2 separate regions of the Homo sapiens genome follow, and region 1 is linked to region 2. A link is an interaction called in ENCODE POLR2A ChIA-PET data of the cell type or tissue named here. Cell type or tissue: OCI-LY7. All regions are shown on one strand. Each heading gives the region's core, and the rest is flanking DNA. Links, peaks and the distances in the headings are about the cores only.

What was found. ChIA-PET counts read pairs that join two places held together with the same protein. Peaks named below come from ENCODE experiments on the same cell type or tissue, not always from the same donor. Only the 100,000 strongest peaks of a DNase experiment are listed, where the experiment ranks them.
Region 1: POLR2A ChIA-PET joins it to region 2 with 5 read pairs; 7 of 35 experiments call an interaction of 5 or more read pairs at or near these places.

The regions. Positions count from the first base shown.
Region 1 is chr3:30,703,446-30,719,495 of GRCh38, forward strand. No RefSeq gene overlaps it. Among named protein-coding and RNA genes, the nearest start is that of TGFBR2, 100 kb to the left of the region's middle. In OCI-LY7, for the core only: no CTCF peak of the experiment used is centred there; a DNase peak (open chromatin) is centred at 7,896.
Region 2 is chr3:30,609,601-30,625,650 of GRCh38, forward strand. All of the region lies in intron 1 of TGFBR2 (transforming growth factor beta receptor 2), which reads left to right. Among named protein-coding and RNA genes, the nearest start is that of TGFBR2, 11 kb to the left of the region's middle. In OCI-LY7, for the core only: no CTCF peak of the experiment used is centred there; DNase peaks (open chromatin) are centred at 7,222 and 9,101; H3K4me3 peaks cover 2,808 bases; H3K27ac peaks cover 4,636 bases.

The sequences.
Region 1 (16,050 bases), core at 4,587-12,586, 94 kb after region 2:
ATCCCCAGCTAATCAGCAGCACCCATTCATTAGTCCCCTGTCCACCAAACTATCTTTGAAAAACTAACCTCTGAGCCTTTAGTGAGGCTGGTATGAGTGACAACTGCAGTTCTCCTGTGTGGTCTGCCTCATGTCAGTTAAACTATTTCTTTACTGCAATACCACAATCTCAGTGAATTAATTTTGTCCATGTAATGGGCAGGAAGAACCCACCAGGCGATTACATGTTTAGTTAGCTGAGGGGGCTTAGGATTTTATTTTTGGTTTATAAGAGGGGATTTAAGCTTCAATCATCTGAATTGTCTTTGAGTTTTCATACTTTTTGTGACTCTGTGCACTTTCATCTTAATACATTTGTATGCCTTTTCTCCTGTTAATCTGTCTATTATCAGTTTATTTCAGCCGACTCAATTATCAAACCTTCAGAAGAGAAGTGTAAGCTTCCCTGCACACATAATATGTACCATATTATCTTTTGGAAAGTTCTCCAAAATTCTAGCTTTCCAAACCTATCTTATTCTAGGGATTTGAGATAAGGCTTGGGATATATATATATATATATATATATGAATTAGAAAGTTTCTTTTTCATGGTATTTCTTCATGTGCCCATTACAGGGACAGAAAAGATAATTTTTCCTCTACCCTTGTAAATTCTCAGCTGGGGCCTCAATATAAAAAGACAGATTAACAAAAGAAAAACAAATAGAAGTTTATTAACATGTATACAGTGACTTTTTCTGTAACCTCTGCCTCCCCCCCTCCCACCATGTTTATAGACCCCTGCATTTAAACCATCTGGGACTTCAGGTTTTAAACACGAGCTGGCTGAATCTTCTTGCTTGGTACCCTGCAATAAATGTATACATGGGAGACACCCAGGGACAAATGAGGAACTCTCAAAGAGATAGTTTAGAATTCAAGCATAAATACTATCTTCAGCTAAAGACAAAACAGAGAATGGTGTCAGGGAGGACGAGGTAACTAGGAAAAGTACAGTAAAGAAGAGTAAGTTTTGTAATGCAGATGTAAGTCAATACCTTCCCCACTGCTAAGAGCCTCTAGTGATTTACCCATCTTTCTCTTTCTTATACAGAGAGGGAGACACACTTAAAAAATTGAGATTTACTTTATAAATGCAAATTTCCCATAGAAAAGGGTTTACTTCTCCTTTATTTTCAGAGCTTCTCCTGTGTCTGCTGTTTCTCAAAATAATTCTGCTAAAGAGGCATATTTTGGGGTGTCATATTCTGGTCTCCTATATCATTCACGCTAAATCATGGGGCAGGATGATTTTCCGTTAAAGCTGAATACCAGGGAAGGCTTTTTAAAATTTCAAATGCTTGTGCTTCTGAACATCAAGAGGCAATCTGTGAAGAGATTCAAAGCAAGAAAGAAGACAGGAAACATAAGAACAAAGCTTCTTGTTTCCCCATCACCAAGTCTAGTTAAAATTTTCCAGTTGAAGGGAGACCAAGGAACTAAGATGAGATAAGATGTTCATGGGGCTGAGGGACAATGTGCTGCAGACTTGAAGGAACCATGCAGAATGAAGGTAAGTCATCATCCAGGGAACAGCCAGCCCCCACTGGAGTGGCACTTTATACTGTCAGCCCATGGGAACACCACGGATACTAAGTCAGAAACTCTAAAACTTCTGGATCCATTCAAGTGAGAATCATGTCGCTTGTGCCAAAGAATGACATCAATAGTCTTTCATACTAGCAACTGGTAAGAAGCGCCCATCCATAGCAGCCTACTGCCTACTTAATGTTAATCAGTACTGGCTCCAGTGGCCCAAGATAATTTTCTCAGGCCTTGACTGTTATGAATTAACCTAACTCAATTTTGCCAGTCAAAATTATCAGATTCATTTGGTTATCAGTAGTTTCAAATGCTTAGAAGCAGACTAAGGATACAAGACTCCTCCCAAAAACCTCCCCAGCAGGCTTCACTGAAAACAATCTCAGATTGCAAAGAAAGGAGTCACACAACTGAGACAGAGCAGGGACCCCTCTTAAAGGCCTGCAGCCCACCCCTCACCACCAAAGCGTGATAATAAGGGAATATTTTGACTTCCTTTAAGGGAAATTCCATACACCTAGTTAGCCCTGGGAAGTAAATGAGCGATTTGATAAGCAAGAAGACAAAAGTAGCTTAAAACAATAGCTAAAGCAGTTAGCATCACAAGATGTTTTGTTCCCTATAGAAATTAAAGATAACATTTTAACCTCTCTTCCTGAGTTGGTTTACAGAAATCCAAACTCCCACCAAACGGATCCATTGGCACATAGAACTCAGATAAGGGGCAATTGAGGACTGAACTCCGATCACCATTCTTCGTTCTAAATTTCTTCCCGAGGGAGGCAGTTAAACCCATGAGCTAAAGCTAACATTCTTTTCTGCTGATCCCAAATTTTAGACAAAGCTTTGCTTCTTAACCAATCACAATTCAGAAAGTCTTTGAATCTACCTATGACCTAGAGGCCCTGCTTCAAGATGTCCCACATTTTTAGTCAAACCAATGTATAGCCTCAATGTATTGATTTATGACTTTTTCTGTAACCTCTGCCTCCCCATCTTTATAAACTCCTACCTTTAAACCATCTCAGAGTTCAGGTCTTAAACATGAGCTGCCTGAATCTTCTTGCTCAGTACCCTACAATAAATACCTCATTTTCTCTCATCTCCATCCCAGTGTCACTCTTTGGCTTTGCTGCACTGGATTAGCAGACCCCGGTTTGGTTTTGTTGGGTACAGGCCCCCAAATCTGGCCATAAACTGGCCCCAAAACTGGCCATAAACAAAATCTCTGCAGCACTGTGATATGCTCGTGATGGCCTTGACGCCCATGCTGGAAGGTTGTCGGTTTACTGGAATAAAGGTAAGGAACACGTGGCCCACCCAGGGAGGAAAACCGCTTAAGGCGTTCTTAAACCACAAACAATAGCATGAGTGATCTGTGCCTTAAGGACATGTTCATGCTGCAGGTAACTAGCCAGAGCCCATCCTTTTATTCAGCCCATCCCTTTATTTCCCATAAGGAATACCTTTAGTAAATCTTATTATGACTGGCTTGCTGTCAATAAATATGTGGGTAAATCTCTGTTCGGGGCTCTCAGCTCCGAAGGCTGTGAGAGTCCCTGATTTCCCACTCGACACTCTATATTTCTGTGTGTGTGTCTTTAATTCCTGTAGCATTGCTGGGTTAGGGCCTCCCCAATTGAGCTGGTCTTGGCAGGTTTGATAATACAACCTTTACCACAACCTCAAGGAAGTTCCAAGTCTCTCTCTTTAGGTACCATCACCAGACCTCACACCTGAGACAAGAGCAACAATATTCTAAAGTTAGGAGGCAGCAACTTTACAGTTGGTGTTCAACAACCAGAATTTAGTAAATTAGTACCTGGACATTGTTTCAGAAACAAGCTTCAAATGCCATTGTAAAAGATCTGGATGTCTGAGCTAGCTGGATTCTATTCACCTGAAGATGGAAGGGATCTTCACAATATTTTTAGTCCATCCACATATTGCTATAGTTTGGATTTTTGTCCCCCAAACCTTATGATAAAATTTGATCCCCAATGTCAGAGGTGGGGCCTAATGGAAGTGTTTGGATGATGGGGGCAGACCTGTCATTAATGGCTTGGTGCCATCTTCATGATAATGAGTGATTTATTACTCTATTAGTTCCAGTAGGGAGCTGGTTGTTTATTTTAAAAAAAGGGATGGAAATGCCCCTCTCACTTGCTTCCTCTCTTACCTTGTGATCTCTGCACATGCCAGCTTGCCTTCACCTTCTGCCATGGGTAGAAGTAGCCTGAGGCTTCACAAGAAGCAAATACTGGCACTATCCTTCTTGTACAGCCTGCAGAACTGTGAGCCAAATAAACCTCTTTTCTTTATAAATTACCCATTCTCAGGTACTCCTTTATAACAACACTAACGTGGACTAAGACATACACCTTGAACACCAGTAATTTCAACAATGAGCACTTATTTGCATATCCATCATGATAATTGACAAAACCTCCACTATTGATATATAAAGGTAGGTGAAATGCTTGTAGTTACAGTCTCTGAAGTGTGACTTTTAATATACTAACTCACCATCCATAGAGTAATTTTTGAGATTGGGCAGCCATGCATCCTAGTAATGTGCATTAAAGCCATCATACACACACATATATATCAAATGCATGTGCTATACTATTTGAAAGTAAGTTATAGACTATAATTTATTAACTGAGGTCCTGTGTGGGTAACCTGCTTTTCAGTTTCCCAGAGCACTCAGAAGCCCTTCAAGTTAGAGGGTGGAGCACTGGATATCTAGAAGGATAATGGTGATGATATTTAGGTGAAATCTTCCCAGGTCCTCAAACTTCACAGTTGAACATGTTGGGAACTGAATGCAATCAGAAGAAAATCTCCTCCAAAACCAGGAAAGAAGTATATTATCTTCCATTCTTTCTGGTCAGGGAACAGACCCTACATTTGGGACAGAGCTCGATTTGTTGGAATATTTTTTCACTATAGCTCCCCTATGGACTACGCTGAGTCATGCTTTCTGCAACAAATGTCTCCATTGTTGGCACAATGGTCCAAGAAAAAGCTGTTAATGTGGCCATACCTTGTGGTTTTGTTTTATGAGACACGTAATCGTGTTAATTTGTTTTATGAGACAGGTAATTGTGTTAATATACAGATATTGTGTTAGAAAATTAAACCATTCATATACAAGTATTGTAAGAAATTAAACTATTTATGTTATATATTTTCACTAATTGATGTTAAATGTGGTTTCTTAAAATGTTAATATGAAATTAATAACTTAAATATAGAACATTCAAAATTTTATAAGGCAACAATATAGAAGTGATTAAGTAAAAAGATTATATGTCTTACATATGCATCTGTTGGGGCTCAGAAAATGATATCCCCCAAATTAAAGTATCAGAAGCAGTCTCAGAATCAAAGTTTCTCTCTGACCTTCTGCCTTCCTATCTCTCAGCCTCATTCTCTTCCAAGACAAATCATAGAAACCAGAATCTCTTTTCCCCAAAGTCAGCTATGAAGTTTAAAATTGTTACTCTAACTCTCCCCACCCACTTCCTTCCATGTAGGAAATGGCCATAAAGAAGGTGTTTCATCTACCTTGTTTGATTATGAGTCATAACACCCCTATTCCAGAATTCTGCCCTATGACAGAAGGAAATGAATTTCCTCCAATCAGTCTATTACTATTAGATCATACATTTTATTGGCCAATCACATTTCTACTCAGCTGTCCCTGCTTCACAGAAGCTAAATATAAAATAAGATAGTTTTCCCTGTGTATTAGTCAGGATTCTCCAGAGGAACAGAACTAATAGGATATATGTACATGGGAAAGGGAGTTTATTAATGAGAATTGACTCACACCATCACAAGGTGAAGTCTCATGATAGGTCATCTGCAAGCTGAGGAGAAAGAAAGCCAGTAGTGGCTTAGTCCAAGTCCCAAAGCCTAAACAGTAGGGAAGTCGACATGACAATGCAACCTTCAGTCTGTGGCCGAAGGCCTGAGAGCCCCTGGCAAACCACTGGTGTAAGTCCAAAGGCCAAAGAACCTGGAGACTGATGTTCAAGGGTAGGAAGCATCCAGCACAGGAGAAAAATGAAAGCTGGAAGACTCAGCAAGCCAGCTTATTCCACTCTCTTCCACCTGCTTTTTCTAGCCACACTGGCGGCCAGTTGGATGGTGCCCACCTACATAAAGGGTGGGTCTTCCTCTCCTAGTCCACTAATTCAAATGTTAATCTCCTCTGGCAACACCCTCACAGACAAACCCAGAAACAATACTTTGCGTCCTTCAATCCAATCAAGCTGACACTTAATATTAACCATTATACCCTATATCATTTGGTCATTTAACCTGGAGCCTCCTGTGTCATGTAAAACTTAGATTAAATAAATCTGTTATGCTTTTCTCTTGTTAACTTGTCCTTTGTAATAGGGGTGTTGGCTATTACTTTTAACATCCTCAGGAAATGCATCACACCTTTCTGTTCCTACATATCTATGCTTGTTATTTTATCGTTTCTGTATTTCTGTGTGCTAGATTGCTTCCCATTTCCCTTTTTCCACCATCGTGAATAATGCTGCAATTAATATTTTCATATAAGTTTGCTATGTTTTATTTTTCCTTAAGATATACTATAAGAGATTATGAGTATTTTTATGATACTTACGGTCTCTGGCCAAATTATTTCTCAAAAGTGTTGTATCCATTTTGATTCCCACCAACAACACGTAAGACAAGACATATATTTCACAGAACATTCACTAGCTTTACATATTAGCATTTTTAAATTGTAATAGTCCACAATTATGCCTCACTAATGTTATTATTTGTATCTCTTTTATTCATAGAAGGTTGAGTTTTTTCATATACTTGTTTAGAAATTATATTTCTGGGCTGGGAATTATATGTAATTTCCTGTAGGAGAGAACAGGTAGTACCTTATTGTCACCCATTGCAAGATTACTGGCTAAGATCCCTATAGCAAAAAAGCAGATTAACAAGAGAAAAGCATAACATTTTTATTTAGTATAAGTTTTACATGACACAAGAGCCTTCACAAATGAAGACGTAAAAACCCACAGAAATCTATGTATTTTTGTAGAAAGTTGTGCAGAAGCGTGGCTGGAGGACAAAGGAGTGTGATCTAATGGTAATAAACAGGGGAGAACTCAGCCAGACCTGTTTGTTTAGAGTCTTACTGGCTTCCCGGTATAGGGCAGGGCCCCTCTGGAATAAAAGTCTTATGTCCTACTTTCAAGGGAGGTAGTGTAGGGAATTCTTTTACGGCCTGCTTCAGAGGAGAAAGGCAAGAGAAGATCAGCGAGGACCTTCCTGTTTCTGCGGAGCGTTTTTGTCAATTTCCTTCAGCTTAAAACACTCATCATGCCAAGGTGACATATTGCCAATGGGTATTGTGTTCTGAGCCCTGACAATCCTTTATATATTTGTCTATGACACTGAAGTGATTTTATGAATTATAATATTTGCCAGAAATAATTTCCCACTGTATAGGGGAAAAATTTATTTTACCCATCACTAGCTTCACTGCTGAAGTCTCTGTAACAACAGACAGATTGACAAGAAAAACGCATGCAAATTTATTCACTTATAAATTTTTTGTGACATGGGAGTCTTCAGAAAGGAGGACCTAAAGAAACAGGGAAACCTATGTATTTTCATGCTTAAGTTTGACGAAGAGTGGACAGTTCTGCAAATGTATGACTGCACAAAGAAGACATAATCTTACGGTAATAAACTGCGGGGAACAAAGCAAGGCCTGTTTGTTCAGATTCTTCTCTCTCCCTGTGTCTTCAGAGATAAGGATGTTCCTTCCTCTGGGCATAGGAAGGGTACCTCTCTGAGGGTCTTACGACCCACTTCAGGGGAGAAGGGCGAGCGAAAGTTGAGAGGGGCCTTCCTGGTTCTTCTGTTTTCTCAAATGTCAAGGTGACATATTTTGAGGGTAGCATGTATTAAACCCTATCACCAGACTTTCATTTGCTTTTTAATTTTCTTAATGTGTACTTAAAACATTTAAACTGAAAAATATTCGTGGAGTATAATCGCTCACTCTATTTCCTTATGAATTCTCCTGTTGCATTCATATTTAGAAGAAAAGTGTCTGTCCAAAGATCCAGTAAACATCCACCTCTATTTTCTTAAAGATTTTCTATGGCATTATTTTAAAACAATTAATTGCTTATTCTCTCTAGAATTTATTCAGGTGCATAGTGTGGGCTTGATGGAAGATTATTTATGTTTTCTAATTGCTAAACAGATGCCCCCAACATCATTTAATGTGGAGTAAGAATGAGGAAGTTTCATTTGTTGTCAATTTGTGCTACTTCCTTAAAGATGCAGTACATTTGTCCTTGCAATGGAAACTTCTTCTGGACTATTTTGCTCCATAATTCAGATTTCAGTACAAGTCTGCTGTAGATAATATTACTTCTAATTAATGTTTGTATATTTTAATTCCAGAACAACAGAAAAATTATGGCTGTTAATGTTTTTGTGTTTGTTTTTCTTATGCTTCTTTTTTATCTAATCATAAATTATTTTATTAGAAAAAAATTAAAAAGTCATCACATACTCAGGCCTATAGCATGTATTCAGAGTTAATAAAGGTATTTTGTCATGTTTGATTCAGAACTTAGCCTTTCATTTGAAAAGTAACAAAACATTACAAATACACGAACATCTAAGTAACTGTCTTTACTTCCTAGTCCTGTCTCTATTGACCCTCCAAGAGTCCAGTTCTCTTTGGCTTAAATGTGGATCTTTCCTATCGATATATGTGTCTAAAATCTAGAGTGTTACTTCCTGTACATGTTCTGTTTAATTTATGTAAATGGCATTTTGTATATATTGCTCTACAACTTTTTTAAAATTTAAGATTACACTTTTGAGAGCTATCTATGTTGATCAATATCAGTCTAATTTATTCATTTTAACTGCTGTGTAGCGTTATCACACGAATATAACAAAATTTCTTTACTTGCCTTACTCAAAGACATTGGGTTATTTCCAATGCTTTTTATAATTACAAAGTGCTGAGTAGACAGACTTGATCTATTTTACTAGAAGAGGAACTATCAAGGTTAATTAACTGAAACAAAACAATTTAGATTATAAAATTCACTGAAAAGTAAAGATTGAACATAATTAGTGAAGAAACAGATAGTATAAAGAGTAGAAGACAGTGTAATTGTAACCTCAAAAAGGGAGATACATCTGTCAGTTTAAGCTCTAACAAAATATGTCTAGAATCTGTATGCTGAAAGCTATAATAAACTAATGAAAAAAGAAAGATAAACATAAAAGAAATGCTAAACTCTAATCATATATCTCTAGCAAGAATATTCTAAAATTTATGTAGAGATGCAAAGGAAATAGACTAGCCCAAACAATTCTGAAAAAGAAATAAGTTGGAGGGTTCATACTATCTGATTTTTAAAAAATACCTATACAGTTACAGTCCTCTGAATAAGGAACCCAGAAATAGACTACACAAATACAGTAACTTATTTTTTAATAATTTTCAGAGAAATCTAAATAAAAGAAATGGAAAAAAAATCTCTTACCAATCCATAAAATCTCTCCCTTCACAAAGGTAGAAGAGAGGCCGGGTGCAGTGGCTCACACTTGTAATCTCAGCACATTGGGAGGCCAAGGTGGGCAGATCACTTGAGGCAGGAGTTTGAGACCAGCCTGGCCAACATGGAGAAATCCGATCTCTACTAAAAATACAAAAATTAACTAGGTTTGGTGGCGCATGCCTGTAACCCCAGCTACTTGGGAAGCTGAGGCATGAGAATAACTTGAACCCAGGAGGTGGAGGTTGCAGTGAGCTAAGATCGTGCCACTGCACTCATGCCTGGGCAACAGAGTGAGTGAGACTCCATCTCAAATGAAACAAAACAAAAAACAAAGGTAGAAGAAAAAAAAACAATTTTATTATTCCATAAGCATTAAACTATAATGTAAGGAGCATCACATGCAACTGGCTAAGGGGATTGTAAAAATGGAAAGAAATCACACCATTTTGTATAGCAAAGCAGATGCAATCCATTACATACATGTGAATTGTCTTTATCAAAAATAATAATAAAACTTCTTATATTTTTGTGAAAAGCAGGAAGTTACACTAGGAGTCAAGCACGTAGGCTGAAACTCCCACAGGAACAGGAAGACAGAGCTCATCTTCCTCGATGTTTGCGTTTCAAAAAGAAGGTCCAAACATCCCCAAGAAAAAAAAATAACTGAAATGAAAAACTAGCAAGAGACTCATTTAGCTTTTAAAGAGATTTAAATACGTCTCAACCTGACACATAAAACATTTGCAATCTATTTTCTAAAGGAAGTGCCTATCAGAAAGAAAGGGGGAAATGTTTCCTCTCTCTTTTGGCATGAGAAAAATTACATTTTTAGGATTTATATTTATACTTTATACAATATACAAAGACAGCTGAGTGGATAAAGAATAGTCCTTTCTAAATAGTGGAAAAATTACGTGTCATATACAAAATATATGAACCTCAACATATACCACACACCTTATACAAAAATGAACTCAAATGGTTTATAAAAATAAATGAAAAAGTGTAAAATTATAAAACTTATAGAAGAAAATACAGGAGAAAATCCATGTGATTTTGAGGTTAGAAATGAGTTTTTTTTAAGATATGATACCAAAATAGAAAATTAATACATTTCAGTTGATTAAAATTTAAACTTTCATTTTGTGAAAGACACTAATAAGAAGACAAAAGGTAAATCACAGGTTGGGAGGAAATATTTGTAAATCATATACCAATAGAGGACTTTTATCCAGAATATATAAAGAACATTTAAAGCTTAATATGAAGAAAACAAAAACATTAAAAAAAGGGGCAAAAAACTGAACAAGAACTTTATCAAATAAAATATACAATGGTAAATAAGTATATTAAAAGCATCTCAACATTATCAGTCATTACAGAAATGCAAATTAAAACTACAAGAAGGCATAGGATTCTGCAAAGATGGTGGAGTATGTAGCATCAAAATCTGACTCCTCAAAAGTCAACAATTGCACTGGCAGAATTTGTCTGATGTAACTATTTTGGAATTCTGAAGTCTATTGAAGGCTTGCAACTTTCAAGGGAAAGCTTAGATGGCAAATTGCTGTTATTTTAGTCAATTTCAGCTCTTAAAATAGTAGTAGCTACCTATGCTCTATACCAGGGGTCCCTAACCCCTGGGCCACAGACCTGTACTGGTCCATGGCCTGTTAGGAACTGGGCAGCACAGCAGGAGGTGAGTGACAGGTGAGCAAGCATTACCGCCTGAGCTCCGCCTCCTGTCATGTCAGTGGCGGCATTAGATTCTCACAGGAGCATGAACCCTATTGTGAACTGTACATGTGAGTGATCTTGCTATCATTCTCCTTATGAGAATCTAACTCATGCCTGATGATCTGAGGTGGAAGAGTTACATCCTGAAACTATCCCCAATACCAGGTCCGTGGAAAAATTGTCTTTCACAAAACTGGTTCCTCATGCCAAAATGGTTGGGAAACCCTGCTTTACACCTCAGCCACATGGCAGGCTATTTTGCACATGTTCCTGGAGCAACTTGCACACAGCTTGTAGGACCCAGGGTGGACAAAATTAATTCTACTCTTTAAATAGTGGAGATCCGTGCTTAGTTGCTGATTGCCACTTCTGATCACAGGGGTGCAGACACAGAGGTGATAGCATTGTTGTTGTACCTTCCCCAATTGTGCAAGCCTCTTCTCCAGCTGAAGTGACTTCCAGGAGATGTATAAAGCTGGTGTCCCCTCCCCTTCATTTTTATTTTTTTCCTTTTTTGGAAACCAGATATTAAAGACTATGGCATTCAAAAGCAAACACATATATGAAAGAAATTAGAAAATCACTATATATGCCCAGGGAAACACAGAAGTTCAGAAAAGATCTGAGAAGACTTTAAGTTCACATTGGAGGTTGACCTTTGGCAAAGATACAGTCTATAGCAAAAATGACAACTAAAAAAACCATAATAACAAAAATACTTAAATCCCAGGGAAAGAAGAAAATCTGATTTCCAGAGTTAGCATGTTATTACTTACAAATGGCCAATTTTCAACCACAACAAAAAATTATAAGACAAATAAAGAAATAGGAAATAACGGCTCACTCAAAGAAAAAAAACCACAGTAAAAACCATACCTCAAAATGGATCTACTAGACAAAGACTTTAAAACAACTATGTTAAAGATATTCAAAGAACTAAAGGACGATGTGTAGAAAGTCAACAAAATGTTCTATGAACAAAATGGAAATAGCAATAAAGACATGTAAAACCTAAAAAGAAAGAAACAAACAAAAACCAAAATTCTGGAGCCAAAAGTTTCAATAACTGAAATGAGAAATCCATTACAGATACTCAAAGGTTTGAGCAAGCAGAAGAAAGAATCAGCGAACTTGAAGATAAGACAATGGAAATTATTAACACAAGAAATAGAAAGAAAAAAGATTAAAGAAAAGTGAACTGGCTTTTGGGACACCATCAAGTGAATCAATGTACACATTGTGAAAGTCCTAGAAGGAGAAGAGAGAGAAAAATAGACTATTTAAAGAAATAATGAGTTAAAACTTTCTAAATTTGATCAATGATATAAATATAAACCTCTAAGGTGAGGGCATGTCAAAAGGACACAGAAGTCAATCTGTGAAAGCTCCCAGTGATCAAACCTGGAACCACCTGAGCATAAAATGAATATCCTCGAGTCCACACTGATATAAGTACAAAATTAAATACATAAATAACTATGGAGAAATGCATGTTTTTCTTACAAAATAATTCCAATTGATAAATGTAAAAGAGATGACAGAAATACAAAGTGGGGCCAGGTGCGGTGGCTGATGCCTGTAATCCCAGCGCTTTGGGAGGCCGAGGCGGGTGGATCATGAGGTCAGGACTTCAAGACCAGCCTGGCCAACATGGTGAAACCCCGTCTCTACTAAAAATACAAAAATTATCTGGGCATGGTGGTGTGTGCCTGTAATCCCAGCTACTCAGGGGGCTGAGGCAGGAGAATTGCTTGAACTGGGACCTGGGAGGAGGAGGTTGCCATAAGCCGAGATCCTGCCACTGCACTCCAGCCTGGGCTACAGAGTGAGATTCCGTCTCAAAAAACAAACAAACAAAAGTTAGCAGTAGAACACCACAGGAATAATTGCAGCTGGCAGCATCCACTGATGACTGCAAAAATTAGTGAGCAAAACTGTAAGGAGAAATAGGATACTTGCATAGCCTTAAAAATCTCCCCTAAAATATTTATTAATTATTGTTAGTGGTTTTACTTTATGTCTACAGATTCTTTTATACTCCTCACTCCAAAAATGGAGCTTAATTCTCCTCCATAAGTAACTCACTTATAAATAATAGTGCATGAAAAGGGAAAAACAGTAAACTTCACAATGGAGAAACCTGCCAGGTACTACCTTAACCAAGTGATCAACATTAACATCATCAGTAATAAGACCAGACACAACCCAGACATCTTAGTCTAAGGCTAATTTTGTCCTACTATTGAGGCAAGGCTTTTTAAAGTATTCTACCCAATGCTTTTCTAAGTATTCTACCCAATGTCTTGTAAATCATGAGGTTTTTCAGCCTGGCTAGTAGAAGGAGGCAATATTACAGGCCCTGTATGAGAACTGGACACTGTTTCCTTAAACCTTCTAAGGGAATTCTTTCTTCAGCCTCAGGTAGTTTTCTTACATGCATGTGCTGATCAGTACTCTGTTGAAGACTCAAGGGAGACTCTCTGCGGATCAGAATTTTCTCTCAATGTAGCTCTTTTCTCTTCAGTAATCTGTCCCAATCCTCTAGCTACCTGGTCTCCCAGTGTTTCAAATCCGTCTCTTTAACTCAAAGAGTCTTCTGAGATCCATCTTGGCTTCTCTTCCTGTGCCACACTTAAAAAACAAACAAAAAACACCTCTCATTCATTAAGCTGGAGCAATCATTGGGTTCACCTCATTAGCTTCCTATTTCTCAGGGATCACTGTCCTTCATTACCTGATGTCCAATGTCTTAAAAACTTATTTAATATATTTTGCCCTGTTGTTTTGTTGTTTCATGTGAAAGAATAAATTTGGTTCCTGCTACTCCATCTTGTAGAAATGGAACACTTTCTTTAAATACTTTAATTCTAGCTTTTACATCTATTATTTTATCACCCAATCCTTTTATCTCTCTGTTCATTTATTTTACTTCTGACAGTTTTCTCAAGTCAATCTTGTGCTTAATTCATCTAAACATCAAATTATTTTATATTTATTCATTTATTATCTATATATCCAACAATCATTGCTAATATCTGCTGTTTCCAGTGCAGAGTTGAATTACAGAAGCACAAAATTATATGCAGGATACATAAGTGATTGAATTAATAAAATAATACTTCTCAGGATTATTTAAGAAAGAATATTTGGGTAAACGTAAAGCACTATAACATGTTTAAAAAATAACTGTTTATATTTTCTACCCACAACTAAATCTTACCCCCTTTAATCTCTCTCTCTCTTTTTCTGACTCTGTGAGGTCAGTTTATTACTCCCTTTTCTCCCAATATGCTATGGATGTTTTCCATTTCTTTCCTGGTGATTCAGGTTTGTCCTTTAAGTTCGTGAGAAGCCCACAGCAGCTTAAATTGGTTGAGTTTGATGCTCTACTTCACCACTGTAACTTACTCAGGTCAACTCTCTACCAGGAAGCAAACTGATATCTAATCTTTGTGAAACCTAAAATATGCTTGACTCTTGTGATCCGGAATAACTGTGGCTAAGTATTTTTTCCTCGTTTTCAGCATTTAATGGCTGTTTTGGTGAAAAAGAGAGAAAAGGGATTTCATGGGCAATTACTCTTCAAATTAAGAAAAATCATCTGTAAGCAATGAAACTCACAATGGGGTCCAAAGTCACCCAAACATGCAGCTAGTGCTCTTAATTCAGCAAACTCTTTGAAGAATATTCATTGGATTTTTTATTTTGAAGATAAGAACCAAAGGCAACCCATTTAGAGCATCAGGCCTAAGACTTTAAGACATTTAGTTATGATTACAGAAAGCAGCATCACAGAACATTCAGCAACCACGGGATTTGAGAGCTGCAGCAGCAGCAGCATAAATGCCAACCATTGACTTCTAATTACCAGGCGCTTCTTAGAAGACGGCAGTTGGCACAGTGGCTGGTGATCCAGTTTTTCTTCGGTTTTCATATGCAGTAGTAAGTTATGATTGTCAGTGTGTTTCAGTTTTCTGAATTCTATCATATCTCTTTTTGGAAGTTACTTGCTCATCCAAATTCATTCACCACTTGCCTACTTAACTAAGCTTCCTTCCAAATTTCTCTGGTAATGACAATCCTTTTTTCCACTTACCCATAGTCAAAGACTTGCATCAATATTCCACAAATGCCCTTACTCATAATAGTGCACCCTTACTATTGGTCCTTTAGAATAGTGTGATCCACACACATCACGTATATTAAACTGCTGACCTGTGAAGGGGAAGCTTAAACACTGGCTGTAGTGTTCAGGTCAATGACCTTGGTACCAATTTGATCTCTTTCGGAAGTTATGTATTTGTAGCTCTACCAGGCTCTGTTAACTCTTGCTTTACTCTCCATCTTTGGAAATTGGATTTTATTGTTTAGGCTTGGCCTATGCAGCATTCAATCTACTCTTTTCCCAAGATGTAAAGTATAGTGGTGGTCACTGCATTTCAGTTAAAAATCTTATACTTCCTTTTTGGCTTTGGAGAACCCAGACCTGCTGCCAACACTTGACAAACATCCTGACCAAGTCAGCCCCATCCCTAAAAGTACCATGCCTTCAACCTATAATCCAGTCCCTGATCTGTAACTACATACATACACCATAGGCCAGGAGAAGAGCTGTTGTGTGAAACCTATATCTATTAAGATGTTTCCATGATCTTAAAACTCAGACCAATAGAGATTGGAAACACTATGCTAGAGCATAAATATGCAGGATTAATCACGTGACTGTTATTTCACTGATTTAGCTAGCTATAGTAGGGGTGGAACAGGCCTGGGTGCCACACAATTAGTTTATTCATAATCTCTAGGATCTGTTCTTCACCCTTGTTTGTTCACATTAGGAGAAGAGATGCAGAAATTCTCACCTATACCTTATTCAGCTACAACTACATATGGATATCCTGAGCTTGCAGAGAGTAAAGATTTTTAACATTTCCTCACAATTTGCATACCAGATTAGGGCGATATGCAAACCAGCAAGTCACTATAACATGAATGTAAAAGCCCCCCAGAAGCCATTCAGGTTGGATTGCATAGCTCTGCCCTCAAAGATGTGAGAATACCAAAACTGATTCACAGGCTCCAGACAACGGACAGTAAAACACTGATTTGGGGATATTCGTCCCAGAATGAGAAAATTCTCTCCTATAGATCCA
Region 2 (16,050 bases), core at 4,397-12,396:
TTGGGGAAAACTGTAAAGTGCACAATAACTCTTCAGGTCTGAAAAATATGACTTTTCAGGTTCCTGGAAGTAGATAGATTCTTATTGAGGACAAAGAATTTGTAAAAGTGTCATAGTGATCAGGTTCTTCACATCACTTTAATAACCTGCTTATTTTGTCAGGGTAAGAGACTAGACATCATTAGGCCCCAAATCTGATCTTCAGTCTACTCGTGCTTTTTTTCCGCCTCATAAAAACACATTTCCACCTTTAGGCCACTCAACATCTTATTTTTAATGAGTTATGATTTATACAAAATACTAATCACATTTTGAACTCATTGCCTTCTTTTCAATGTAGCATTCCCTAATGATGACTGTTGTCTATGTAGTCAACATAACTACTACATGTTTTCTACTCAGTTATGAACATGACTTTTTAATTTTTTCAGTAAGGTTAGTTTTTAACTCTGGATCAATAAGGCACCTCTGATATCATTGCAAAAACTGGGCATTTTTTCTTCTACCTTTTCAACCATATTTATTGAGTATCTCTTGCCAGGCAGGATGCTCAGACCTGGGATACCATCTCAGATGAATAAGACAGACCTGGTCTTTGCCATTGAATTTAACAGCTGGGAGCATGTTATAAGTAAAGAAAAGGATACGTGTTTTAACTGTTTATATTTGAAAGCATTATGGAATACTGGTGTTTTATTTTCTACACCTCATTTTCAAAAGCCTCATTTTTTTTTGTTGTTGTATGCACTAGGAGGATGTGCATGTTGAATGTTTCCTTCTAGGTCCCATTGAATGTATTTTTGAATCAATTTGTTGTCTCTTTCCTATCCCTGCCTTGTCACGGAGCCCCAGTTGGGCAGCCTTTAATTGCATTCTCCATTCCATAGCCAGCATGATGGACCCAATGCGTTCATTTAGTGCTCTCTTTGAGGATAGGCTGGTGGTAGAAGAGTGTAGGGTATAAACTTTGGAATCAGGCCGTCCTGGGTTCCAGACCCACTTGCCATGTACTGGCTGTGTAGCCTGTTGTAGTTGCTTTACCTACTAGTCATCCCTGGTCTCATTTGTAAAATGAGGATTATGGAGTTATGGTGAGGATTAAATAAAATATTGTTTTAAAGTATTTAACATGGTGCCTGCAACATAGTAAATGCTCAATAAATATCAGCTTCTGTTATTACTATTAACTCCTTAATTGGGCTTACCAGGGGCCTCTGACCTGGTTCCCATTTGACTCTGCTGCTTCACATCCCACCACAGCCCACATTTTCCCAGTCTATTTGTGTCACTACACATACACACAATGTGAGCAATTTAGGCAGCTGTTCCTTTGTTCAGGATGTCTGGAACTCCTGCTACCTGGCTAATTTTCACTCATCTTTTAAGACGTAGTTCAAGTGTCATCTTCTTGAGGAAACCTGCTTTGAATGTCCCAGTTTGAGGTAAATGTCTCCTATGAGATACAGACCTCTCACTTAGCTGGTAACAATACCAAGCCAAAGTCATATCTTTACGTAACTCTCTTGCCCATTATACCTTTAATCCTCTCAATCTTATTCAGTTTTCTATCTCTGGGATCTCTGGCAGTGCCTGACACATCATTTAGCACCCAGGAAGTGCTGAGCTGAGCCTCCACTTCATCCTACTGTATCTAATGCAACTGAGGTCGAGCATTTAACTAAGCAGTCACTGTTTGTTAGGTGTTTGGTCCAAATAGTAAAATCTTTACTTTCAGTTAGAATAGTTTTAGTTCTGATCACAATAAGTAATTTGACTGTTTTTGAAGTATGGAATTGGTTCTTGTATTCTCATGAAATATGGAAAAAGATGTTTCAACTTCTGACAAACATGATGGAAAGCTGCTAGAAGTTTTCATGCAATTCCTTTAGCCATAAATTTTGAATCAGTGTAGGGCCTTGAAAGCCACTGCAAAATTTTAAATAAAGTCACCAGAGGAATTATCCAGTAGATACTGATTCCTCTTTTTTTTTTTTTTCATAGAAGGGTGTCGGAAAGAGAATTTTATTACGAATGAAGTGCTAAAATCTAAATTTATTTTTTAAGTTTCTTTTTTCATTGGGTTTTATGTTTTGGTTTATAAGGGTGAAGCAGCGTTGGTTGAAGGGAAGTGTGGTCTTGTAGCCACCACTGCCTACTCTAGAGTAGCGTGGATATTATTTAGGTCTGATGCAAACCACCAAAGCAGTTTTAAATAGGGTGCAGGGGAAACATACTTCCTGGCTACAGCATGGCATTATTTGGCCAAGTTCCACATAAAAGCATAACTCTGTTACCTTGTTAGCTTCTACCCTCCAGGTCCTTATGTACAACTTCAGCAGATTTAAGTTATGATTTTCAGTAGAACAGATATGCATTCGCAGCAAGAATGCTCACCGCTTCTTTTGCACTCTCTACTTTCCTGGTAATATTTTGCTCCACAGGTACTTGTTGCTTGTGACTGAGGCAAGATAATGACTCATACTTCTTTGCTTGGCATGCCAAAGGGTTTGGAATGCTGGACAGGCAAATTGTCTCATCTCAGGGAGAAGGAAGAGAAAGACAATTAACATTTGAGAACCTACCCTGAGACAGCCACTTGATATTATGTATCTCATTTAATCCTAGGAAGAAATCTCCAAGATAAGTTTTATTATCTTTATTTTATGGATGGAAAGATGGATCCTGCTCAGGGTCTCTCTGGAGTTTTGCCTGGGTGCATGTATGAGTGTGTGGCCCAAGCTTCTTGTGCTTGCATGCTGCTAGGTTCTTTCGTGTGGTCTCTATGTGTGTATGCGTGTGTTGGGAGGGAGGCTGAAGAGGGGTGAATGGATATCAGATTTGAGAGAGGGGAAGCTTACCATCTAATGTCATCAGTTCAGTGCTCCTGATTTAATTGATTTGGTTTGCTTGCATTATCTGCCTCCTTCCTGACTACATTTGTACCACAGAAAATCAAGATAAGGCAGAGTTTCTTTGCATAAGGAAACTCTACAGCCCACAGTTTGACAATGGTGTCTTAGTGGTAGGACTCATGGTGGGTGACCTGTGGTTTGGCCACTTATAGCAGTTGGACATACCCCATTTGCAAAGATGTGTATTGTAAACCCCAAATTTTGAGTGTGTAGGACAATCATTTGTGTACAATCGTGTACAACTGCTGATGAGGGCAAGAAGAGCCGACTTTATCCAACATAACAAAGAAGAAGGGGACAGTTTGACTTTTGAAGGGGACAATTTGAAAACTTATAGGAGGTTAAGATTCTCTTCCTCACCCATTACATCAGGAGTACTTCTGCCTTTTACTTGCCACAGTCAGCTTTCTAGGTCTTAGCACCCAACAAGTAGCAACTATCCTCTTGGGTGTAGTCAGTTTAGTCTACTTATGGCCTCCTGCTTAGACTCTTAAGGGTTCCCTAGCATCTGTGTTTTGTTTGTAGGTTTGAAGCTATCATTATTAGATGAGATTTAGCTTCAGGGCCCGTACCTATGACTGGGGAGATTCTATCTGGGAAAGGTCAAGACATGCAGCTCTTTTTTTTTTTTTTTTTTCTTCTCTTTTCTGAGGGAATATTTTCCTCCAATTTTTTTCAGCTCTACAACTAAAATATAGACCTAGTATATGAACACAACTGGCCTCTGTCCTGGGCCTTAGATGGTACTCTGCTGTCATTCTTCTCTGGTCAGAGCCATGCCTATGGGGTGAGGTGACTTTTGGGCCTTCCAGTCTTACTCTCTTTTCATTTTTAGACCATGATTTGGTTATGTGGGAACCCACATTCGCTGTCCAGAAGGCCCTGAACTGGTATCTGCAGTTTGCATGGATCCTTGAAGCCATCTTCCTGAAGGCTGTCATTGCTACTGGTTGTGCAATCTCTGCACGAGGGTTGTTTAAGGGATAGCTCTGTGTGTGTGTGTGTCTGTATGTGAGAGAGAGAGAGAGAGAGAGAGAGAAAGAGAGAGAGAGACAGAGAGCGAGCTTGGGTGTCCACATATCACAAGGCCCCTCTTGATGTAGGATGGAGCAGGCAGGGGGGAGGAAGGCAAATTGATTACCAGGGCTCAGGATGATGTCTCTCTTTAAACCACCCATTTCTGTGGAAGGACTATGAACATTGTAGGAGTTCTAAAGTTGTACCTGGTCTTCCAAGACATTGAAAAGATATATTTGTCAGTCTAGGTAGAAGGATAACACCTATTTTATTGAGCAGTTTGCTAGCTTGATTTGTAACTTTAAATGTTTTGACTTATGGTACATGGGCCTCTATTTGCTCACTTGCCTTGGGCCTTCCCATGTTGGGGGTGGATCTGCAGCAGCAACATTCCTTTGCAGAGATGTTGGGTAGAAATAAGTTTTGGTTAATTGTACCATTTTTTCCCTGGAATAGACAACATTGAACATTAAAGAAAAAATGAGTTACTTTGTAGACATAGTGCTCTATTTCCTTTGGGAAATGTAGTTTTTCTTAGTTTGCGTTGTCCTGAAGTGAACTTTAGCTCTATACTTTTTTTCTTTCCTTTTTTTTTTTTTTTTTTTAGATTTCCTAGTGCCCTAGTTGCATTTCTTCTGTGTATTGAGAGACCACCAGGCGGGCAAGGTGAAGTTTATCTGAATGTTTTTTCCTCCTATTGTAAATATTTTATTTGAACCAAAAAAAGGCTTGGTTCTTCTCAAGCCTCTTTAAAGAAAACAAGGAAAAAGGCTTCTCAGTGCTTTAGAAGATATAAGATTGTCAAAACTTCATTTTAGAGAACTAGGGATTTGGTTGAACCAACATGAATGCCTTTGAAAGAAGATATGGGTTGGGTGCATATTTTCAGTATATGCTGCAGCAGCTCTTTATTAAAGTATAAATCATTACGAAGTCTTCATTTCCTATGGGGCGATAACACTGCTGCTTTGTGGATGACTACCTGTCACGCCCAAATCCTGCAAACTTTTCTACATAGGGAAATGAAATTGGGCTTATTTCCCCTGTAGCTTTTCTCAAGAGACTTCATGGACTAATTTCCCAATAATCATAGTAGCTACCACTTATTGAGGTCTTGCTACTGCACGGATCATGCTGAGTACTTCAGGTGTATTAACCCTCAAAACAACTTTAGAAGGTAGGTTATATTATGCTTATTATAAATCCTCCAGAGTCAATAAATTTGCCTAAGTCCACCTAGTTAGAAAATGATTAGGCTGGGGTTGGAACCAAGATGGTCTGGTTTGGGGATCTAGATTCCTAATTGTTATACTGTACTGAGACTAGTCTGCCTTAATTGACATAAACTACTTGTCCATTATAGCATGGGTGTTGGAAGACTAGAGGTTAAGAGAAATAATAATATCCAACATTTTTCTAGTGTTTTAGCATTCTTCATATATTATCCCATTGCATTTTCTTAGTGTAATAAAATAACACTCGGTTTATACACCAGGTAGTCAAACATCATGCCTGTCTTGTGATCTCAATGGAAAAATGAAGTGTATACCTCAAGTGATACAGTCTTGGCTGAATCATGGAACAATTATGCCATCAGGAAGTTTAGGTATTCTGAGTAAAACAGGCACTTTATTTGAAAGGACTGGGAGACTTCACAGATGCATCAAATATGTTGAGGATATAAATGCCAGGCTCAGGTGGATTTACTGTGAAGTGCTTGAACTTAACCTTCAAGGCTACCTATACCCTGGTATAGGTCCATCTCCTGGCTCTAGGAGAGGCCCTGGCAATGTGGTTAACAAGTGTCATCAAGTCAAATACTACGAAATCTTGCAGTGCCCTGAATCTTACAGCTCACATATAAAAGAAACCTGATAAAAGTTTTCCAAATTTGAAGTCAATCCAAAAAATTTATATGACATTACCTGTAATGAATTATGAAGCTGAAAGGAACTTTTCCAAATTATTCAAGAATAAATTACAAATTCTGATCTACATTTCTAAAGGGAAGACTGAATTATTTTTCTATTCTCTCAATAGAGAATATTGCAAAATGTTATTGGAAGAGATGATCAAAGAGTGTGCAACCAAAAAATATAGGAGAATTATTTCAGAGGTATGGCAATCAGTTAATAAAAATATTTGTTTTTTAAACACTTCATATTTGTAGTATTTATAGCTTTTAAAAATTTGTTGTTTGTATGATACTATTTAAAATTTTTTTTCCAGAGATGAGATCTCATTCTGTCACTCAGTCTGGAAAGCAGTTGCATAATCATAACTCACTGCAGCCTTGGAGTCCTAGGTTCAAGCAGTCCTCTAGAGTAGCTCGGACTAAAGGCATGCACCACCAAGACCGGCCAGTTTTTTGTTTTTTGTTGTTTTTTAATTTTTGTAGAGATGGTGTCTTACTATGTACCAAGTCTGGTCTTGAACACTGGGGCTCAGAGGAACCTGTCCACCTCTGCCTCCCAAAGTGTTAGGATTACAGGTGTAAGCCACTGCACCCGGCCTGTATGCCATTTTAATTCTAAATAAATATTCACTTTATTCTTAATTTTATATTCACTTTATTCTTAATTTTGTATTCTTCTTCTTAAAGAGTGCCCCTGAAATTTACAAGCTTCAGATTCCAAAGACCTGAGTCTTTGACTAATGGTAGGATTTGTTTGTTGGTTTAGAAAATAAATGTTAAAAAATGCCTCTTCCTCCTTCCCCCCATTGCAAACAGAGACTGAAATCTGCATTGTTATTTCACAAAACCAAAATATTTTTCCTCCAGGTTTAGCTAAACCCTTCATCATTTTCCTACTTTAGAGCCCCATGCCAAGTAGAAAAGAAGTTGCAAAGATGTAATTATCACAAACCTTCATCTTGGATGAAAGATAACCTAGCTCTGACCCTTAGTTTGAGATTAGAAGGACTCTACCTAGGAGACAGCTGGTAAAGACTAAGGTATGTTGTACCAGGAATCTAGGTGTCTGGGTGACCAGGCTGTCTTTCTTCCCACTGGGGCTCATTTTCCTTCTATACAGTGACAAGAATTGGACTAAATAAGATTTCCAGTATTTTCTCTTCTGAAACATTTCATTCTTTGTTATCCCTGTACTATTTTGTTAGTAGAATAAATCATTGAAGTTGAGTTAGAAAATCTTTAGCTAATCAAAATAGAAAACTAACAAAAGTCATGACAGGTCAGAACTGAGAAATACCACAGACTTCCACTGGTGTTCATTGGAGATGACTACTATTAAAAAAAGAGAAGAAAAAAAACCATAGCTATTTTGAAAATTTCCGACTACAGGTGTCTGAGCATACATCCTGACTAAATAGCATGTTTACTTCAGCTAGAGCTCACTCCTTCCTAAATAAAAGGCTTACTTGGTTTTGGTGGTAATATTATTCCTCTTTGGTTAATTATGGTATTTTCATTCTCCCCTTCCTCTGAATTGGTTAAAATGTCTGTGAAAATTTTTCCTAAGGTAGAAAGTTATGAAATGCTTTGCTATGCCTAGGAGATGTAAAGCCTAAAGGAACTTTCATATTTTTTGGGAAAAAAAAAAAAGGAAACTTGTCTAGATATAATTAGTGTTCTGTTGCCTTTCAAATATTTCTCTACCACTTTTCTTAAAATATTCTCAGAAAAGACAGAATTTGCAACAGATTGGCAGTTTTCAGACTGCTGTTTTAGGCAGGGGAGTAGCTGCCGCAACCTCTAATTGCATTTCTGTAGAGTTTGCAGACACTTGTTAGCGTAGACTAGGAATCTTTCAACTTTTGCTGTGAGTGACTACCTTGTTACTACATATCGGATTTGCGTCTCATTCTCTAACGCTCATAGTATTGGGGAAGAAAAAAAGACAATATGATATAATTTGTCCTTCAAGTATGTGAAAAGGAAAAAAATCTAATAATAACATTTTATGTTCATTATTTTGGAATCCCTTAAGTTATATCATTATAAAATAATCTAACAATCTCAATACCCCTGGGCACTCTTACTTTTATTTTTATAATTTATATTGTTAGAATACATTTCTATTCTCTTAGGCCTTTGTTCATTCTACTTTCTCACTTCTTTAGGAGCCTCATTCCTTCCTGAATATTACATTTTATGAGTTATTATATGCATCAAGGCCCAAAGCTTGAGCTCCAGCATTCTGACCCCGAAAATGATGGTTTCCTATCATCTTCTGATAACAGCAACTGAAGATGTTCTAATACCTTGCCGCTTACAGGAGGTCTGGCATCACTGAGAATTTATTGGAAATGAGGATTGTGGGTCCTCTCCCCAGACCTACTGCAACAGAATGTACACTTTCACAAGGTCCCCAGGTGATTCCTGTACACATAGCAGTTTGAAAAACACTGCTGTAATAGCATTAAAGCATGTTCCAAAGAGTAGCCAAATGATCTGCAGTGGTTTTAGTGGATCACATCAGGCTTGTTTCTGTCAATAAAGAAGAGGAGAATTCAAGGAAGAGTTGGCTTAGTTTTATGAGAGTCTTTTGACTCTTCCTAAGCCGTTTTAACTAAAGCTAGCAGAAGACAGAAGGCACTGGTAGCAAGTCAACTAAATGAGTCAGTTTTTAACCAGTCTGTTTCCCCAGTCATCCTTCATGAGTCTTTTGTCCACTGATTGTCCATCCCTTGACCATGGTGAACTGTAGAACCCAAGGACCCATTTCTTTTTTCTTTCTTGTTTTTTTTTTTTTTTTGAGATGGAATCTCGCTCTGTTGCCCAGGCTGGTGTACAGTGGCGCAATCTCGGCTCGCTGCAACCTCTGCCTCCTGGGTTCAAGCGATTCTCCTGCTTCAGCCTCCTGAGTAGCTGGGATTACAGGTGTGCACCAACACACTTGACTAATTTTGTTGTTGTTGTATTTTTAGTAGAGACACGGTTTCACCATGTTGGTCAGGCTGGTCTCAAACTCCTGACCTCGTGATCCGCCCGCCTCGGCCTCCCAAAGTGCTGGGATTACAGGCACGAGCCATCGTGTCCGGCCCCAAGGACCCATTTCTATATCGAACTCACTGCATTAATCATGTTTACCTCATTAGGCATTTACTCACAGATTGCCTTGACATATGTAGGCCCTAATTCATTCTGGAGCTATTATACCACAGCATTTCTTAAAATAGGTAGCACTCTGCTCTATACAAAGTAGGTACCCAATAAATTAATGATTCGATGACAGGTTTTCAGGAAGTGGTTTTACTCTTCAACATTTTTTAATCCTCTTTTGTCTTGAGGAACTTATTTGTCTGATGCTCAGTGAAGACCCAATAAATTTCTCTTGAATTGCTCAACATTTGTTTTAGACTTTTCTGAGAGTGCCACTGTAGGCTTTTTCATTGATTTGCTCCTTTATTTTAATATCATAAGGCAGCTTTTTGTGACTTAGTTACTTTTGTCTTCCAGAATTATGGGTCCCTGTCAGTTATTAATGCTCTTAATTAACAGTAGCCACAATAACCAGTCCTTACAAGCAGTTTCTGATGTTTCCAAATAATTTTATTTTCTGACTTTTTTTTCTTTGCCTTTGACATCTGAACTATACTTGGCAAGAAAAAAAAACATAAAAACTTTCCATTGCAACTCATATCTCATGGTGATTCCTGTTGCATCAAATCTTAAGTTATCCATCAGAAAAGTTACGCAAAATCTATAACCATTTGGTTTTATTTTTGCCCTTGAATTATGCTACCGTAACACAAACCTGAACTCTTATATTTGTCATCTGTAAAAATCACCTAATTGGTCTCTGCTTATGGACACCCTTTGTTCTTTCTCTGTCAATAACACAGGCATTGCCCTCAGTTAAATCTCCCCCCAGATGGCATTTTGAATAGCTGGCCTCTGTTAGAAAGCCTTCCATGGATTTTATGAATCCTAGATCATCACATGGCCTTCCCTTTCTCTTTGAGCATGGGGGCTGCCTCAGTGTCCCTTGGCTCCTAAGAGAGTGCCTTGTGCTGATGGGACACAGGACCAGTTTGATGACTACGTGCACAGATGAAGCCAAACCTCTTGCCCATCATCTATTCCACCCTTCACATCCCTCATGCCCTGGTTCCACTTGAACCCAGCTGCCTCACACATCCTTTTTGCTTACAAATTTCCTAGCTTGTGACCATTCTCCACCACCTCCCCCCAAGTTTTACCATTCTCTATTTGTGCCCTACAACGGCTCCACCCTTTGAAATAACGCCTGGTCTAAATGTTACTTTTTCTAGTGGGCCTTCCTTGATTATCCATCCCACTGTGATTCCTTTTCCTGCCCATAGCCTCTCCGACAAGCCTTGCATTCTCATTCATATGACCTTGTTTGCCAAGCTACCTGTGCTGTCTCTGTGTGTTTTAAACTATTTTACTAGCCAGGCGTGGTGGCTTATGCCTGTAATCCCAGCACTTTGGGAGGCCGAGGCGGGCGGATCACGAAGTCAGGAGATCGAGACCATCCTCGCTAACACGATGAAACCCTGTCTCTACTAAAAGTACAAAAAATTAGCTGGGCGTGGTGGCGGGTGCCTGTAGTCCCAGCTACTCGGGAGGCTGAGGCAGGAGAATGGCGTGAACCTGGGAGGCGGAGTTTGCAGTGAGCCGAGATCGCGCCACTGCACTCCAGCCTAGGCGACAGAGTGAGACTCTGTCTCAAAACAAACAAAACAAAACAAAACTCTTACTAGAATGAAAACTCTTTGAGGGAGAAACTTCTGTCTGATTTTGCCATAGCTCTTAGCACAGATTCTCACTAATTCTGTTTATGTGTTTTGTTTGTTGCTGTTTGGAATTCATTGCTTTTAAAGGCCGAGGAAACTTGCTTTTAGATCCAAGGCGGGGAGTGCTATTTTTTTTTCTCCCAGATGGCTTTTCACCACCAAGTGTAAATGTCAATGGCTTAAAGCCACCTGTAGTATTGTTTGACAGAACCATAGGCTTATGGAAAATCTCGTATGATCTGCTTTGTGTAAATTGTTCTTTACAGTGGAGACTTGCTCTGTCTGCAGTCTTTAGTTTCTGTGAATTTTGGGGAGCTGTGGTGTGTGGGTGTTAAGGTTAATTTTCCATCCATCACTGGCTCTGCCTTTGATTCATTTATTCTCTCATGTGTGAATCTTTTGCAGAAGGCTCAATGCATTATGACTATAGAGACCAGGCAAAGTCATAAAGTAAATCACACCATCTCACGCAGGACAATTTTTTGTCACTCCTGCCTTTTCTCTTTATGAGTCATAGATGATTTCAGTCATTGGGATTGCTGGAATAGGGATGGCTGAAGGGGTCTTGGTGCAATGAAGAGTGCCTGAAGATACTCTTCTACCTACCTGAGGGTAAATAATCCCATATTGCAAAGGTGACCCCTGGTTGTACTTTTTGGAAAGCCCTGTTAAAATGATACATGCTAAGGAGACTTAAATATGAGGCCTTTCTTACCTGGGTGCTTAATAGGAGTGGGTTTCTAAGGATGGTCTTGAATTTGGCCTTCAGCCTTCTCGTCCACCATAGTCCCCATCCATCCTGAATAAACATGCAGTCTAGGTACCACAAGTAGTGTTCTCTTGTGCAAGCACAGCTTCCAGCTGTGTTGCCTGCCTCCCTTTCAGCCAGATCATCACCCATGTAGCCACTCCTCTATGGGAATTCTGGAGCTACCACTGACATCACATTACATAGATTTGGACTGGTAGTGCCCTACCTGCTCTATCTATAGAGGAAAAGGAGATGAAATAAGAATTTTAATATTCTTTTTTTTTTTTTTTTTTTGAGACAGAGTTTTGTTCTTCTCACCCAGGCTGGAGTACAATGGCACGACCTCAGCTCACTGCAACCTCTGCCTCCTGGGTTCAAGTTATTCTCCTGCCTCAGCCTCCCGAGTAGCTGGGATTGTAGGTGCCCACTACCACACCTGGCTAATTTTTGTATTTTTAGTAGAGACAGGGTTTTGCCATGTTGGCCATGCTGCTCTTGAACTTCTGACCTCAGGCAATCCACCCTCCTCGGCTTCCCAAAGTGCTGGGATTACAGGCATGGGCCACTGCACCTGACCAGAATTTTAATATTCTTAAGTCTTAATATTCTGTGGCACTTATTGGAAATGGTTGAAATATAATGCTTTTAATTTAGCATGTCATTGGTTCACTCTCAAAACTACTGAAAAGCACTTATCTTTCAAGATTTTAATGATGATGTTGGTGAGGACGTTTGTGGTAAGTAGATAATCACTTACATTATTCAGCACTTTACAAAGCATTTTCACAAACTCTTGAGTATTGGTTGTTATCAGTTTATTACTGAGATGCCTGTGGTGTCTTCAGGGGACAGGAGAGAATATGTTAACTTCTTGAATAACTGCTGCAGCCGTAGTTAGCCCCCTATGAGCCAAGCCTATTGGCTTTGTTACTCCCAAGGTATAACTTATTTCATATATATAAGCAACTTGACTAAGTATTAGATGTCTGTGTAAGCCATTTTCTGTGAGTCAAAACAATTTTGTTCTTCCTTATGTCTTTCTTCAGAGGTACATCTTTAATAAGTTCTGGGAAGGGAAGTGAAAAACAATGCTTGACCTCTGATACAATGTACTGTTTTGATTATGATCAGCACTTTAATAAAATTTATCATCAAGAAAGTCTTTGGAGTGAGCCCCTGAAAAGCTTGGGAAAGTGATTGATATGGTGTCACTTTTCTTAAATTACCTTCCCATGTTGCTTTAGATGACCAGGGAGGCTAACTTCACTCTTGTGCTCTCTAAATTGAACTGTCCTGAAGTTTTAAGAAAATGAAATGATCAGACTCAGCAGTTCAAGATTGTGTTGGTTGATAGCAGCCACTTAGACCTCAGTTCACTATGGGTTTCTGTGTACTTTATTGGTGGTCACCAAGATGCAATGAAAGGTCCTGATTTTGTGAACATTTCTGCCCACACCCTTCTTTGGTACATACCTTTTGAGAATATGTAAAATGTCTTTCATTGTTAAAATAGCTGTTAAATAATATTAAAGGCAAAAAAAAAAGTCATGAAAATAGTCATTTGCGTACTTCTTCAGGCAGATAGAAAACTAGTACCAGCCAGTGCAATGGCTCAGGCCTGTAATCCCAGCACTTTGGGAGGCCGAGGCAGGCGGATCACGAGGTCAGGAGTTTGAGACCAGCCTGACCAACATGGTGAAACCCTGTCTTTACTAAAAATACAAAAATTAGCTAGGAGTGGTGGGACACGCCTATAATCCCAGCTACTCAGGAAGCTGAGCCAGGAGAATCACTTGAACCCAGGAGACAGTGGTTGCAGTGATCCGATATCGCACCACTGCACTCCAGCCTGGGCAACAGAGCGAGACTTTGTCTCAAAAAAAAAAAAAAAAAAAAAAAAAAAGAGAAAGGAAAAAGAAAAAGAAAAAGAGAAACTAGTACCAGGAAAACAGAAAAAAGAAGTGATTTGAATAATTTCAGTATGATTGAGACATATGGGTGAAAGATCACCAGAGGGAAAAATGTCTAGTCTGATAACTTTGAAGAAAACATATTGACCATGTCTAGTTATAATAATCTTTTAATAATCTCACAGTAATAGAAAGCTTCATTATTTTCAAAACAGTTTCACTTTCCTGTCATCTGTAATTTTAAAAACAGCTCTCTGAGATGGATATAATTATCCTGTTTTACAGATGTGGAAATGGAGGCCCAGAAAGATGAAATCATCTGCCCCAGCTGTAATAGGACTGCCCATCCACTGAGACATAGTAAAGTATCATTAATTAATCTTTTCATCATTTTTCTATTTTTAGTCATGCTCCCTCACTGCTTAATTTGTAAGTAAATCTAAGATAAAAATCTATAGTCTCCTCGTATTTTCATATTTTCATAGCTAAATTGTTAAAGAGGCGATGGCAGTGTACTCATCAGGAGACTTGTTCTTGCCTCGAACATTAAAAGCCCAATTTAAGACTGGAGAATTTCTTCTTTGAGGGTTTTGTCCACCCATCATAAGAGATTTCAAACTATGTAATGAGTCATTTTACTTTTCCCCTTTTCTTATGGGGACAGCTTCTCTTTAATACACCGTGTGGTCTGCCCTCTTGGAGGTTGTGTCACCATTATCAGTAGACAAATGCTGCCATGTGTAAAAGGCTATGCCAGTTTCTGCAGTCCTGTAGTTTTGCCCCTCACTAGAACTTCAAGTTGCTTAACCTAATCAGGAATACGGGCATCTTTACATAGGAAGTGCACTTCTTCATCATATAGACATAGAGGTCAGGTATTATTATCTTTGGCTTCCTTTCTCAGAAATTCTTAAACATGAATGTCTGAATAAACATACAGAGAAGAGGTTGGGCGCTGTGGCTCATGCCTGTAATCCCAGCACTTTGTGAGGCCAAGGTAGGTGGATCACCTGAGGTCAAGAGTTCAAGACCAGCCTGACCAACATGGTGAAACCCTATCTCTACTAAAAAATACAAAAATTAGCTGGGCATGGTGGCGGGCGCCTGTAATCACAGCTACTCGGGAGGCTGAGGCAGGAGAATCGCTTGAACCCAGGAGGTGGAGGTTGCAGTGAGCCGAGATCATGCCATTGCACTCCAGCCTGGGCAACAGACCAAGATTCCATCTCAAAAAACAAACAAATAAACAAAATATAGAGAAGAACAGAACAAGAAGTGTTTTGAGTAGCAGAACACGACTCACACAGACATCTAATATTTAGTCAAATTGCTTTTATATAAAAGAAGGTATACATTGAAGAGCAACAGAGCCTACCTCTATGACTGACATTTTCAAAGAAAATGGCTAAGAATCACTTTGATGGCCAGGCACGGTGGCTCACACCTGTAATCCCGGATCTTTGGGAGGCCGAGGAGGGCAGATCACGAGGTTAAGAGATTGAGACCATCCTGGCCAACATGGTGAAACCCCGTCTCTACTAAAAATACAAAAATTAACTGGGCGTGGTGGCACGTGCCTCTAGTCCCAGCTATTCGGGAGGCTGAGGCAAGGGAATCACTTGAACCTGGGAGGCGGAGGTTGCAGTGAGCTGAGATCGTGCCACTGCACTCCAGCCTGGCGACAGAGCAAGACTCCGTCTCAAAGGAAAAAAAAAAAAGAATCACTTTGATTAGCAGAAACTATTTCACTTGCCATCATAGAAAGCTAAGCTATACTTCTGCTTTTCTACTACTAGCTTTATATAAATGTTATTTTTCTTGCAACATAAAAGAAAAATTGAGTCATATTGTTTTATTTAATTTTTCTTGAAGAACACATTAAATTAGCTCTCACACTGTGGTGTGGACTTCTTTCTGTTTTCCACCAGTGTTCTTCAGGGTGATTTTTCCAGTGGGCTTGATTAGGACTGTGTGGATCATTGTGATGCTTTGTTCTCAGTGGGGATTTTCCAGCAAAGATGAGCTTCATTAAACAATGACTGGGTTCATGGATTTATAATTGGAGTGATTTTCTTCAAACTGTAATAAATTTCAGTGTTACCTTTTTCTGAACGCCCTTTTTAAAAGGGATTCCATAGCAAGTCTTCTGGAATAATACCTTTTATATAATTCTTTAAAAACTGTAATTTTTACATACTGATTCCTGTTAAGGCAGATGTTATTGTATCAAGAAAAGACTCAAATTTTGAACATATTAAAAATAGTGTTTCTTCAGATCTGGTGGATAGGTGATGCTCAATATATATTTGTTTAATGGAATAAAAAAAGAAAAATATTAAAGATCCTAGGAAGAGAAATTAAGTTGCAGGGATATATTGCTTGTGTAACGTCTGTTTAGCATTGCAATTTTCTGAAGGGAAGGCTATCCACAACTGTTAATTCTGATCTAAGGAACTATTTCCCTTCTTAACTTCTTTGCTAGGTTATCTAAAGGGAGATATGCTTTCTCACATTTGTTTCCTTGAACTTACTTTTAATGTTGCCTTGTAGGGTCAAAACTTTAGAAATACAGCTTTCTCAGGAAACTTGGTCCTCAGATCTTTCAGACATTATCTTCCTTTAAGCTTATTGTCCTCTTGGGAATTGGCAAAGGATTCCCACCCTTTAAAAAGATAGGAAATTGTAAAATCCACACTTAAAAATTAATCTAAAATTATTTTTCAGGAAGAATTTATAC